Regions from separate parts of the Homo sapiens genome. Here region 2 is linked to region 1. A link is a contact called in ENCODE Hi-C or POLR2A ChIA-PET data. All regions are on one chromosome and are shown on one strand. Each heading gives the region's core, a stretch centred on a gene start or an enhancer-like site at or near the end of the contact. The rest is flanking DNA. Distances are from core to core; before and after follow the strand shown.

Evidence for each region. Hi-C counts contacts between places; a loop is a spot of excess contacts on that map. ChIA-PET counts read pairs that join two places held with the same protein, here RNA polymerase II (POLR2A). Pooled maps may share reads with other maps.
Region 2: a pooled map shows a loop between it and region 1 (2.7-fold over the local background). The contact joins the promoter of MCOLN3 here to the promoter of ZNHIT6 in region 1. A Hi-C loop is called at or near these places in 2 of 50 pooled maps. POLR2A ChIA-PET finds 5 or more read pairs at or near these places in 2 of 52 experiments (AG04450 and activated T-cell).

What each region holds. Positions count from the first base shown.
Region 1 is chr1:85,707,183-85,713,376 of GRCh38, forward strand. It overlaps ZNHIT6 (zinc finger HIT-type containing 6), which reads right to left and starts at 1,251. Exons shown (of 10, transcript NM_017953.4): 1 at 447-1,251. The coding sequence starts at 1,102. RefSeq lists enhancers at 508-1,341, 1,044-1,403, 1,342-2,174.
Region 2 is chr1:85,047,216-85,053,967 of GRCh38, forward strand. MCOLN3 (mucolipin TRP cation channel 3) reads right to left here and starts at 1,285. Exons shown (of 13, transcript NM_018298.11): 1 at 1,181-1,285. RefSeq lists silencers at 767-1,516, 1,547-1,686.

The DNA.
Region 1 (6,194 bases), core at 1-2,500:
ATATTCACAGCACCCATGAAGAAGCTTGATAATTGAGGTCAAGTGTATTTTTGCCTAGTTTTAACTTAATCTACTTTGTCATTGTTAGTTTTATTAGACTTTCTCATCTCTATTCTCTCTCAAAGGAATACCGAGTAAAGAGCATATTAAGTCAAGCCAGATCCAGTTCCAACTGATCTTTTGGTCCCCAGAATTTCCACTTTCCTAACTTGACCATTACCCATTGGACACTACTAATTTCATGTATTTTCACTGAATTTGTTGTGTTGTCATGTACAACACCCTCCACTTCCCAACCCACCCCCGCGAACGCCGTCTGACTCCAGAAACCCAAACTTGTGCTCATTTTTCATTATTCCACCTTCTCCTGATAGTGTGGTTTCCTTCACTCTAGACATGAGGACTCCACAGCTTTATTCCCCTAAATGGAATCCCCCATGCCCTACCTTGACATGGCCAGTTTCCGCTTGCAGCCCACCGGGTGATTTATCGGAGGCTCTTCTTTCACCTTTGTATCATCCACGATTTCTTTCTTCAGGAAATCCTTCTCTTCTTTTACACACTCTCCATGCATCAATTCCTCTTTTATGCATTGACCAACAAACTTCTCCTCCTGTTTTATCTCCAAGTTATCCTTCTCTTCCTTCACTTCTGACCAGTCCATTACCTCTTCCTTTACCTTCTCTTCCTTTACCTCTGGTTCACCCACCTTCGCTTCTTTTACCACTAAACTACTATCCGTCTCCTGCTTCACCTCCAATACGCCTGCGTTCTCATCCTTCACCTCAGGCCTATCCTCCACCTCCTGTTCTACCCACTGGCCAGCCAACCTGCCTTCTGTACCTGGCCAGTCTATAATTTCCTGCTTCACTACCGTTAGGTCCATCGGTATTTCCTCTGGCCTTTGTCCACTTCCTTCCTCTCCATCCCCTATCTCCTTTATCCCTGTCAGCCCTGTCCCCTCCTCTCCGCCGCCGAACTCCTCCGCCCCTGCTAAGTCCCTTACTCCCTCCCTGCCAGGCTCTGGACTTAGCCGCACCCCCTCAGCTACGCTGTGGAGACCTCCCCCAGACTTCCCTTCATTTTCAGCAGCAAACTCCATCAACTCACGATCCTTGGCCTCTGCTGCCACTCTATCCTTCAATGTGGCTGCTGCACACCAATAGGAGGAATTACCGGTCGGAATACCTACGGCGGCCCACGTGTGGAGCCAAGCAGCCACAAACCCGGAATAGCCTGCTTGACGCGACTGCTCGAATCGCCGTAAAGCTACGCTTTTGCGCCTCGCCCCTTCACGACTTGTAGAGCTCTTTACGGCTCTGCGGAGGCCCTGCCGGATTCTCTGGGCGAACAAGCGTAACTGCGTGACTTGCCCGCTGGGGTTCTCGTCTCCTTCCTGGTTTCCACCACCCTCTTCCCTTAGAGAAGCCTCCTGGGCCACTCCCTGGGCCACCCTCCACGCCCTGCTGGGTGTAAAGAGTGTAGGAGACCGGCAGAGGGAGAGAAGCGAAACCCTTACACTCTGGAAGTGGGAAAACCCACCCTAATCTGTGTTAACCATTAAATCCAATCTTGCATGAAAATGGAGGACACACCTGATGTTATTAGGCCTTTCCAAGCTTTAGTTTCTTAAAGCTATAAACTAGGGACCATGGTATTATTAATATAAATCTCCCAGTGTCATTGCAAAGATTATATGAGATCATGCATGGAAATCAACTAGCAGTGACGGACACAAACTCGATATATAACTGGGAATCCTGATGGGCTTCAAACCGCCTGGTTTCCACCACCCCCTTCCCTTAGGGAAGCCTCCTGGGCCACACCCTAGGCCACCCTCCACGCCCTACTGGGTGTAAACAGTGGAGGAGACCGGCAGAGGGAGAGAAGCGAAACCCTTACACTCTGGAAATGGGAAAACCCACCCTTATCTGTGTTAACCATTAAATCCAATCTTGTATGAAAAAGGACACACCTGATGTTACACCTTTGCAAGCTTTAGTTTCTTGAAGCTATAAACTAGGGAGCATGGTATTATTAATATAAATCTCCCAGTGTCATTGCGAAGATAATATGAGATCATGCATAGGAATCAACTGTCAGTGACAGACACAAACTCAGTGTATAACTGGGAATCATGATGGGTTTCAAGTAGGAAAGAGGGCATTAATTTTTCTTTCCATTCTTTCTAAGTAACAGCCTGCGTCAGGCTATTCCCCATTCCCAGCATTCTGCAGGATTCTCTCAGAGAACATCATAAATATATTAGGCGAAAGTGCCTAATGCCCGGTATTGCTGAATAACATTGCATTGTATGAATGTGGCACGTTTTTTCATGCATGTACCAGTTGGTGGGCATTTGGCTTGTTTCCAGTTTGGGCTATTACGAATAATTCTGCTTCCACATTCATATGCAAGTCTTTGTGTGGACATGTTTACATTTCCCGTTAAGTAAATAACTAGGAGTGGAATTGCTGGGCCATATAAATTTATGTTAATTTTTAAAGAAATGCCCAAACTGTTTTCCAAAGTAGCTATACCATTTTACATTCCTACTGGCTGAGGGTTCCTATTTCTCTACATCCCGGCCAATTCTTAGTATTATCAGTTATTTGATTATAGATGTGTAGGGGTACGTCATTGAGAATTTACATTTCTTTAATGACTAATGATGTTGAACATCTTTTCATCTGCCAACTGGCCATTTGGATATTTTCTTTAATGAAATGTTTATTCAGATCTTTTGCCCATTTTTAATTGACGTCTTTTATTATCAAATTGTAGTAGTTCTTCATATATTATGGATATAGGTTTGTGGTAGACAAGCACCAGTATGTTCCCCAGTGATTCTCCACCCCCACAGTGTTCAGACCAATGTGTAGACTGCTCCTGCATCATCCCAGGATTGGTCTGTGTCACTGATAGCATACAGCAGAAGTAATACGTTACCTCTAAGATTAGGTTTGGAGAAAGGCTGTGGTTTCTGCCTTAGGCTCTTGCTTTTTTGGTCTCCTTCCTAGATCATTCACTCTGGGGGAAGCAAGCTGCCAGGTTGTGAGTACCAAGAGGCCCATGTGGTAGTGGGCCGAAGTTACTGGCTCTTACAGGCTGAATTGTGTCCCCTCAAATTCGTGTGTTAAATCCGTAACACCCAGTACCTTAGACTGTGAGTATATTTGGAGATAGGACCTTTAAAGGTGATTTCGTTAAAATGAGACCATTAAGGTCGGCCCTAATCCAATCTGACTGATATCTTTATAAGAAGAGGAAATTTGGACACAAAAAGAGACACGAGGGATGCCTGCAGAGAGAAAAGACTATACGATGATACAGTGAGGTGGCCACCTGCATGCCAGCGAGAGAGGCCTCAGAAAAAAACAAGACTGGTGACAACTTATTTTGGAGTTCTAGCGTCTAGAACTGTGAGAAAATAAATTTAAGTCACTCAGTCTATGCTAGTTCATTATAGTGGCCTTGGCAAACGAATGCACTGGCCAACAATCAGCAAGGAATTTCAGCCTGTCAATAGCATATGAATGTGTTTGGAGGAAGATTCTCTAGTCTTAGTCCAGCTTTACATGACTGCGGCTCTGGCCAACAACTGAACCCAGATTCCGGACACTCAGAAATTGTGGGAGGGGATAAATGTTTCTTGTTTTAAACTGCCAAATTTCTGGATAATTGATACAAAGCAATGCATAATTAATACCAATTCCTTGTATGGTTCGCAAATATTTTCTCCCAGTTTGTGGCTTTTCCTTTTCTTAGTTGTATCTTTAAAAGAGCAAAAATTTTACACTTCAATTAAATCCAGTTTATCAATTTTTATTTTTATTTTTTGTGATGGAGTCTCGCTCTTGTCACCCAGGCTGGAGTGCAATGGCGGGATCTCTGCTCACTGCAACCTCCGCCTTCTGGGTTCAAGTGATTCTCCTGCCTCAGCCTCCCGAGTAGCTGGGACTACAGGCAGGTGCCACCACACCTGACTAATTATTTTTGTATTTTTATTAGAGATGGAGTTTCACCATGTTGGCCAGGCTGGTCTCGAACTCCTGACCTCAGGTAATCCACCCACCTCCCAAAGTGCTGGGATTACAGGAGTGAGCCACTGCACCCAGCCTCTCAATTTTTAAATGAATGGTGCTTTTTGTGTCACACTAATAACTTTTTGCCTAGCCCAAGGTTGCAAAGAGATATTTCTCCTATATTTTCTAGAAGTTTTATAGTTTTAGCTTTTACATTTAGGTCTGTGATCCATTTTGAGTTGGCTTTTGTATCTAGAGTCATCCCTCTGTTTCTGTGGGGATTGGTTCCAGGACCACCACAGATCTGAGAACGCTCAAGTCCTACAATCTGCCATCTGCATCCATGGTTCCACATCTGTAGGTTCCACCAGCTGTGGAAATTTGATCCATGGTTGGTGGAACCCACATGTGGCAGAACTAAGGATATCATCCATAAGGTGGACAAGGTAATGGTTTAAGTTTCTTTTTTTTAATATGGATATCTTATTGTCCAAGCACCAGTTGTTGAAGCCTATTCTTTTTCCTTGAATTGCCTTGATATTTAAAAAAATCAATTGACCACAAAGATAAAGATTTATTTCTGGACCTTATATTCTGTTTTACTGATCTATATGTCTATCCTTACACAAATACCATACTCTATTATAACTTTATAGTAAGTCCAACTTTCTTTTCTTTTGAAAATTGTGTTGGCTATTCTTGGTTGTTTGCATCTCTGTGTATTTAGTGCCAGCTTGTCAATTTCTACAAAAGAACTTGTGGGATTTTCATAGGGATTGTGTGGAATATATAGATAAGTGAGGGGAGGATTGTCATCTTAACAACATTGTGTCTTATCCATGAAAACGGAATGCCATCCATTTATTTATATTGTCTTTAACTTCACTTAACAATGCTTTGTAGTTTTCAGTGTACAAGTTTTTACATATCTTTTGCTAAATTTATTCCTAAGCATTTTATTCTTGATGTGGTTTTTGTTTTTTTTTAAATTGACACAGGGTCTCCCTCTGTCACCCAGGCTGGAGTACAGTGGCAAAATCATGGCTCACTGCAGCCTCGACCTCCTGAGTTGAAGCTATTCTCCCACCTCAACCTCCCAAGTAGCTGGGACCACAGGCGCATGCCACCATGCCCAGCTAAATTTTTTTTGGTATTTTTTGTAGAGATGGGGTTTTGCCATGTTGCCCAGGATGGTCTCAAACTCCTGGGCTCAAGGGATCCGCCCACCTCAGCTTCTCAAAGTGCTGAAATTACAGGCGTGAGCCACCACACCTGGCCTTGATGTGATTTTGAATGAAATTACTCATTTAATTTCATTTTGGATTTTTCATTGCTAGGTTGCAGAAATACAATTGATTTTTGTATTTTGATTTCATATCCTGCAACCTTAATAAACTCAAATGTTTTATAATATCTCTATATAATTGTATTCAATTAACTTACATTTTGTTTAGGAGTTTTCGTCTATGAAGGATGTTTATTTATCTGTAGTTCTTTTTTCTTGTAATGTTAGGTTTTGTTATCAGAGTTTTCTGCATACCTTTTAACTTTTATGTTTCCCATCTCTTTATTGCTTCCAGATACTTTCTGGGAGAGTTCCCCAAGTAATTTCTACCTTACTATTTTGGTATTTGATGGTATGCAATCTGTTAGTCAACCTATCCACTAAGCTCATTTCAGTCACTATGTTTTTCATAACCATTGTCTGTAGCTTATTTTGCTTCATATTTCTAATATCCCTTTTTATCTCTCTGAAGGTAGTCCTTTAACTCGTTTTATTTATTTATTTTTTTGAGATGGAGTCTCGCTCTGGTTGTCCAGTCTGGAGGGCAATGGTGCTATCTTGGCTCACTGCAACCTCCGCCTCCCAGGTTCAAGTGATTCTCCTGCCTCAGCCTCCCCAGTAGCTGGGATTACAGGTGCCCACCACCATACCCAGATAATTTTTGTATTTTTAGTAGAGACAGGGTTTTGCCATATTAGCCAGGCTGGTGTTGAACTCCTGACCTCAGGTGATCCACCCACCTTGGCCTCCCAAAGTGCTGGGATTACAGGCGTGAGCCACCATGCCCGACTTTTGACTCTTTTAAAAATCTTCAGTTTTTTGTCCATTAATTCTGTCCCTCCAGTATAAATTATCCAGCTTAAAAAAATCTTTTAGAATTACAG
Region 2 (6,752 bases), core at 35-2,534, 660 kb before region 1:
GGAACAAAGAGAAAACAAGCCAACCAGCATATATTCAGCACATCACAACGAGTTGTCCCGGTAGACATTTCATTCACCAGGACCAGATGCTGACCTTGGAAAAGTCAGGTTTACCCAGTCTGAAAAGCCCTTCCGAGGGTGCACTTTTAAAAACTGCAAACTGTCGGGAACCCCAGCAGCTGAAGGAGGTATTCGCAGCCAGCCACCCTTGACATTCACCCGGAGCGCCGGCGCGGGAGGCAGGGTGGGCGAAGGACCCCATCAGGAGAGGCTACCCGACGAAGGGGCCATCCGGAGAGGCTACCGAAGTATCTATCAGGCATGCTCTTAGAAGGAGCAAACGGACACACACAGGTTACCTGTTCCTGGCGGGCAGAGGCTTGATTGGAGTAAGCTGTAGAAAATTGGAGAAAGCCCGGGAGTGTATAAATAGCAAAGGCCTCCCAGTTGGCGACAAAGTTATGCAACCTCGTTTTTTCAGAAGCGCTTTCCCACTTCACCAGACACAAAACTTTAGTCTCTCCAGTCTTCTTTTTTTTTCAAACAAACAAACAACAAGGGTTGACACTTTTGTTGGGTAGTGTGTGCGAGAAAGATCTGCAGGGTTGCAGCGATGTCCCAGAGCGGTCGCTGCCATCCCCGGGCACTGCCGTGGAGCTCAGACGGCCGCAGCCCGGCTGGCGGCTGCTTTCAGCCAGCGCAGCGACCCGGGCCTGAGCCCCCACTTCCAGCCGCCCCCACCTCTAACAGGGGGACAGTCCGCCTTGAAAGGGGCCAGCCGAGCCGCGTCAAGGCCATCTGGAGCCCCGGCCGGCATCCAAGCCTTCCAGCCCAGGGGCTCCGGGCGGGGGTGGCTTCCAGCCCTCTGAGCCCTGGCCACAGGTGGGCGGCGGCCTGGAGGGGGACCGAGGAGCAGAGCACCCCCACCCGCCCAGCCCCGGGCAGGCCCGGCAGGCGCGCTCCTCCACTGACCTGCGGGCGGCTTGGGGGCGGCGCGGAACAGCTGCATCTCGCGCCCAGCTCCAGCCCGCCTGCCCTCCATGGCGCCGACTGCCCGGCCCGGCCTTCCCGCGGCGTCCCCGACAGCTCGCTGCCTCCCGGCCTCCCCGGCCCTCCCTGTGCGCCGCGGGCGCCGTTCCCGCGACACCCGACGCCCCGGGGCAGCGCCCCGCGGGCTCACCTGGGGGACAGCGGGGAGCGGCCGCAGCTCCGGTGTCCGCGGCGAGGGCGCAGGGCGAGTCAGCGAGCGACTCCAGCAGCCTCGAGCCCCGCTCCGCCCAGAGTCAGACGGGAGGAGAGCGCCCCGTCCGCCGCCCGCGCATCCTCCCGCCCCCGCCGCTTTAACTCGTGACCCTACTCCCGGCTCGGGTTCCCGCCGCGCCCTGTCGGGGGCCGCTTTTCAGGAGCACAGGTGGGACGCAGGAGGCCGTCCGGAGGAAGCCGGCGTTGTGCCCGTTCCCTGCCACCCCCACCCTATCACTCCCTTCATTTTCTCCCTGAGCAACCCGCACCGCCCTGCTCGGGTTTGCCAGGTTTGCTCCGGAGCTGCCGCCGGCGCCGGGGGGCCACCCCCTCCTGGCCAAGGCCCCTCAGGTGGTTGCCGGGCTCCGCGGGTGCGGGATCTATAGCGCCTAGCTCCGGTGAGTGTGAGGCCCCGCTGCAGCCTCCCATTCTGATTTTTGCATACAAGGTGAAATCTTGAATGTCTTAGCGTTTCAAGCCTGAACCTTGTTCCCTCCCTGGGTCTTCTAGTTTCAGACAAGTGCTGTGAAATGAGTGGACAGTCGACTAGACTCTTCTGTAGATTGGCGGCTGGGGCAGAAAGAGCCCTGGGAAACTTTTCCAAGAAATGTAAATAGAAATACCTGAAGTAGACTTTGAACCGTAATCTTTTTCTTCATAAATTATCTGTAAATATTAAACCTAATACCCCTTATCAGGATTGGATCAGGAACTTTGGTTAATTTTAATTATAATTACTTTGGATGTGTTCTGATTTTTAATTTTTACTTATTTTTTTTTTTTGGCCACGGGTAAATTTGTAAAGGTCACTGAATTTCCCTACTAGGGTATTCCTGAAATTAGATCGATACCTAGCAAACCTTTTATAAAACCTGTTTTCAAATCCTAAACCAGTATGCATGGATTACTAATAAATTTTTGCAACAGGGTACAAGAATTTTATGCTGTTCCTCAACCTGGATCCCACATACTGTGAACAAGGTAGATACCCAGAAAGGATATAATTGGCACAGTCAATTCTCAAGTGCAATTTGGAAAATATAATGTAATCTTTAATCCCCATATGCCTACACACGATGTAACGCTATCTCCTTACTTGATGGTAAGAGTTTGAAATGCTTGATTGTTCAGGAACAATCTGAACTTTGAAGAGGTTCACAGTCATAAATGATGGCACTTGCTTAACCCTCGTTTTAGCTGAGTTATAAGGACCGGTGAATAGATAAAGCCAGGTTTTGGAGTCAGACAGATGAGGGCCCAAATTCCCTTCTGTGCCACTTATTGGTCTCTAGGGAGTTACTTACCTTCTCTGAACCCCTTTTCTTTTTTATGTGCAATCTGTGAAGTTAGCCGAGAGAAAGGACGAGAGAGAGAGAGAGAGAGGGAGAGAGAGACCGAGAGAGACCGAGACCCAAGTTCAGGCAAGCCTTTATTCAACCTGCCGGCTGCTCCATTACAGACAGAGGAGGCAGCCCTGAGCTTACAAAATGAGGGTTTTATGTGGGGGAGAGAGACCCTGGAGTTGTTTGTTGGTTAACTCTGCCACATATCACCTTGTGACGTTTATGGTACCGGAGGGTGTAGGTAAAGTTTGTTTATACTTCCCACGACCTCCCACTGTGCAGTCCGGATGGTTTGTAATTGGGTTTGCTTTATAGCAGCAAGACCTGATAGGTAAAAGTCTCCTGGCTTCACCGCGGTGCCTAGATAGGGGCTTAGAAATGTAAAAAGGTTTGGGGGAAGAGGAGGGGTGGTACGGAGAGGTTTGCGGGGGTGGGGGGCGGGGGTGTTGGCAGTACCAAGAAGCTTTTTTGGGGTAGCTTGTCCCTAACACAATCTAGCTAATAAAAGGAATGGTGATTTTTAATTAATATGATACATGTAAAGCACCCATTACTATATGAGGCATATGTGATGTGCTTATAAATGCTGATTCCCCCTTTTATTTGGAAAACTTAATGAAAATATCAACCATGTTCATAAATTACAAGACTCAGTATTATTAAGATGTCAGTTTTCACCAAGTTCATTTATAGATTCAACCCAATCTCAATGAAAATTCTAGCAAACTGTTTTGTAGAAATTGACAACCTGATTCTAAAATTCCTATGGAAGCAAATGCAAAGAATCCAGAATAACCAAAGCAATTTTTTAAAAGAAAGATAAAACTGGAGGATTTATCCTACCTATATCTATAAAGCTATTTAAGCTAAACAACTTGGTACTGGTGAAGACAGACATATAGACTACACATAGGCAATGGAACAAAATAGAATCCAGAAATAGATTCACACATATATGGTCAATTGATTTCTGACAAAGATGTTAAAACAATGTAAAGGGGAATATTAAACCTTAACAATCAACATAATGATGTTACTGGCTTAAAGGAATATATTGAAACCAAATCAAAAGAAAGACAGGAAACGCTGACATCAAAGGTTTACATAAACATTCCTGGAAAGCAAGAGAGGAGTGCATAAAAGAGAAGCGGTAAAGATCTTATCAGTCAATCTTGCTTTTAACTTTTACAATGTTATAAGTTTGTGTTTCTGGACTTGTCAGTGAGTCATTCTTGTAAATAAACATCAATACATTTATAGTCATAGAATACATTTGTTTTTGTTTTTGTTTTTTGAAACAGGGTCTAGCTCTATTGCCCAGGCTGGAGTACAGTTGCTCGATCTCAGCTCACTGCAACCTCTGCGTCCCGGGCTCAAGTGATTCTCCTGCCTCAGCCTCCCGAGTAGCTGGGATTACAGGCACATGCCACCATGCCCACCTAATTTTTGTATTTTTAGTAGAGATGCAGTTTCACCATGTTGGCCAGGCTGGTCTTGAACTCCTGACCTTAGGTGATCCACCCACGTCGGCCTCCCGAAGTGCTGGGATTATAGGCATGAGCCACCCCACCTGGCCTCAACATATGTTTCTATGTAATGCTTTTGTTGTTGCTAGAATATCCAAATGGTATCTTACTATTATAACACATTTTGGTGGACGACTGACTACGTATACAACACTTCTCATAAGATTATAACAGAGTTGAAAAACTCCTATCACCTAGTGATGTAATAATGTCACCGCAATAACGTTGTAGAGCAATGCGTTATCCACCTATTTGTGGGGATGCTGGTGTAAATAAACTACTACTGCACTGCCAGTCTATAAAAGTGTAGAACATACAGTTATGTGCAGTACATAATACTTGACAATGATAATAAGCAACCATGTGATTGGCTTACATATTTACTATACTATTATCATTATTTTAGAGTATACTTCTGCTTGAAAAAAAAAAGCCAGCTGTCAAATAGCCTCAGGATGATTTCCAGAAGAAGATTGTGTTATCATAGGAGATGACACTTCCATGCCTGTTATTACCCCTGGACATCTTCCAGTGAGATAAGATGTGGAGGTAGAAGACAGTGATATTGTTAATCCTGACCTTGTGTAAGCCTATGCTAATGTCTGTGTTTTTGTCTTAGTTTTTAACAAAAAAAAGTTTTAAAACATTGAAAAATAGAAAGAAGCTTGTAGAATAAGGATATAAATAAAATATTTTTGTATAGCTGTACAATATGTTTGTGTTTTAAGCTGTGTTATTACAAAAGAAAGTTTACTCATTTTAAAAGTTTGGCCAGGCACGGTGGCTCACGCCTGTAATCCCAGCACTTTGGGAGGCCAAGGTGGGTGGATCACAAGGTCAGGAGTTCAAGACCAGCCTGGCCAATATGGCGAAACCCTGTCTCTACTAAAAATACAAAAATTAGCCGGGCTTGGTGGTGGGTGCCTGTAGTTCCAGCTACTCTGGAGGCTGAGGCAGGAGAATCACTTGAACCCAGGAGGCGGAGGTTGCAGTGAGCCAAGATTGCACCACTGTACTCCAACCTGGGTGACAGAGGGAGACTCCGTCTCAAACAAAAATAAAATAAAAATAAAATAAATAAAAGTTCATACCATTTCCATTGTGCAATGAAAAATAAATAAATGAATAAATAATTTAAAATTTTAGGCCAGGAGAGGTGGCTTATCCCTGTTTATCCCAGCACTTGAGAGGCCAAGGTGGGAGGCCTGCTTGAGTCCAGGAGATCGAGACCAGCCTGAGCAACATTGGGAGACCCCATCTCTACAAAAATTTTTAAAAATATCCAAGGATGATGGCATGTGCCTGTAGTCCCAGCTACTCTGGAGGCTGAGGTGGGAGAATCACTGTGTCCAGGAGGTCGAGGCTGCAGTGAGCCATGATTGTGCCACTGCACTCTAGCCTGGGCGACAGAGCAAGACCCTGTCTCAAAAATAAAAAGTTTATAAAGTAAAAAACTTACAGTAAGCTAACATTAATTTATTATTAAAGGAAGAAAAATGTTTAAAATAAATTTAGTGTAGTCTAAGTGTACATGTTTATAATTTATGGTAGTGTACAGTAATGACCTAGGCCTTCACGTTCACTCACTGCTTACCTACTGACTCACCCAGAGCAACTTCCACTCCTGCAAGCTTCATTCATGGTAAGTCTCCTATACAGGTGTACCATTTTTAATCTTTTTTTTTTTTTTTTTGAGACAGAGTCTCGCTCTGTTGCCCACGCTGGAGTGCAGTGGCACGATCTCAGCTCTGCAAGCTCCGCCTCCCAGGTTCACGCCATTCTCCTGCCTCAGCCTCCCAAGTAGCTGGGATTACAGCCACCTGCCACCACGCCTGGCTAATTTTTTGTATTTTTAGTAGAGACGGGGTTTCACCGTGTTAGCCAGGATGGTCTTGATCTCCTGACCTTGTGATCCACCCGTCTCAGCCTCCCAAAGTGCTGGGATTACAGGCGTGAGCCACCGCGCCCGGCCCCCATTTTTAATCTTTTATATCATATTTTGACTGTACCTTTTCTATATTTAGATATGTTTACATACACAAATACTAAACACTGTGTTCCAGATGCCTACAGTATTCAGTAAGGTAGCATGCTGTACAGGTTTGTAGCCTGGGAATAATAGGCTACGCTATATAGCCTCGGTGTATAGAAAGCTATCCCATCTACGTTTGTGTAAGTACACTCTATGATGTTCATACAACGACAAAATTACCTAACAATGCACTTGTTACGACATATCCCCATCATTAAGCTATGCATAACTGTATTTGAATACCCAATCTTGTTTTCTGCATTTTCCATAGTTTGAATATTCACTGAAGGGTTTAGTTCTTTGTAAAACAAAATATTTTTTTTGTTAAAAAAGTAAACGAGCTTATATAAAGCAACAGATACCCCAACGTCCAATCTGATAATACTTTGGAAGCACGTTTAACAAGTGAACTGACATGAAGTGCAAAATGAGAGAAATTTTCTCTCATCTGGAATATCTGTCACAAAGCAAAGATGAAATCTATCAGATAAGGAAATTGTTTTATGTGTTTTAAATTGTCACTTGAAGAATTATTTTTTAATTAAAATTTAGAATTTTTTATTTAGAATTTATTTTGCATTGATGCTTCCTTCCTTTAATGATTTTTAC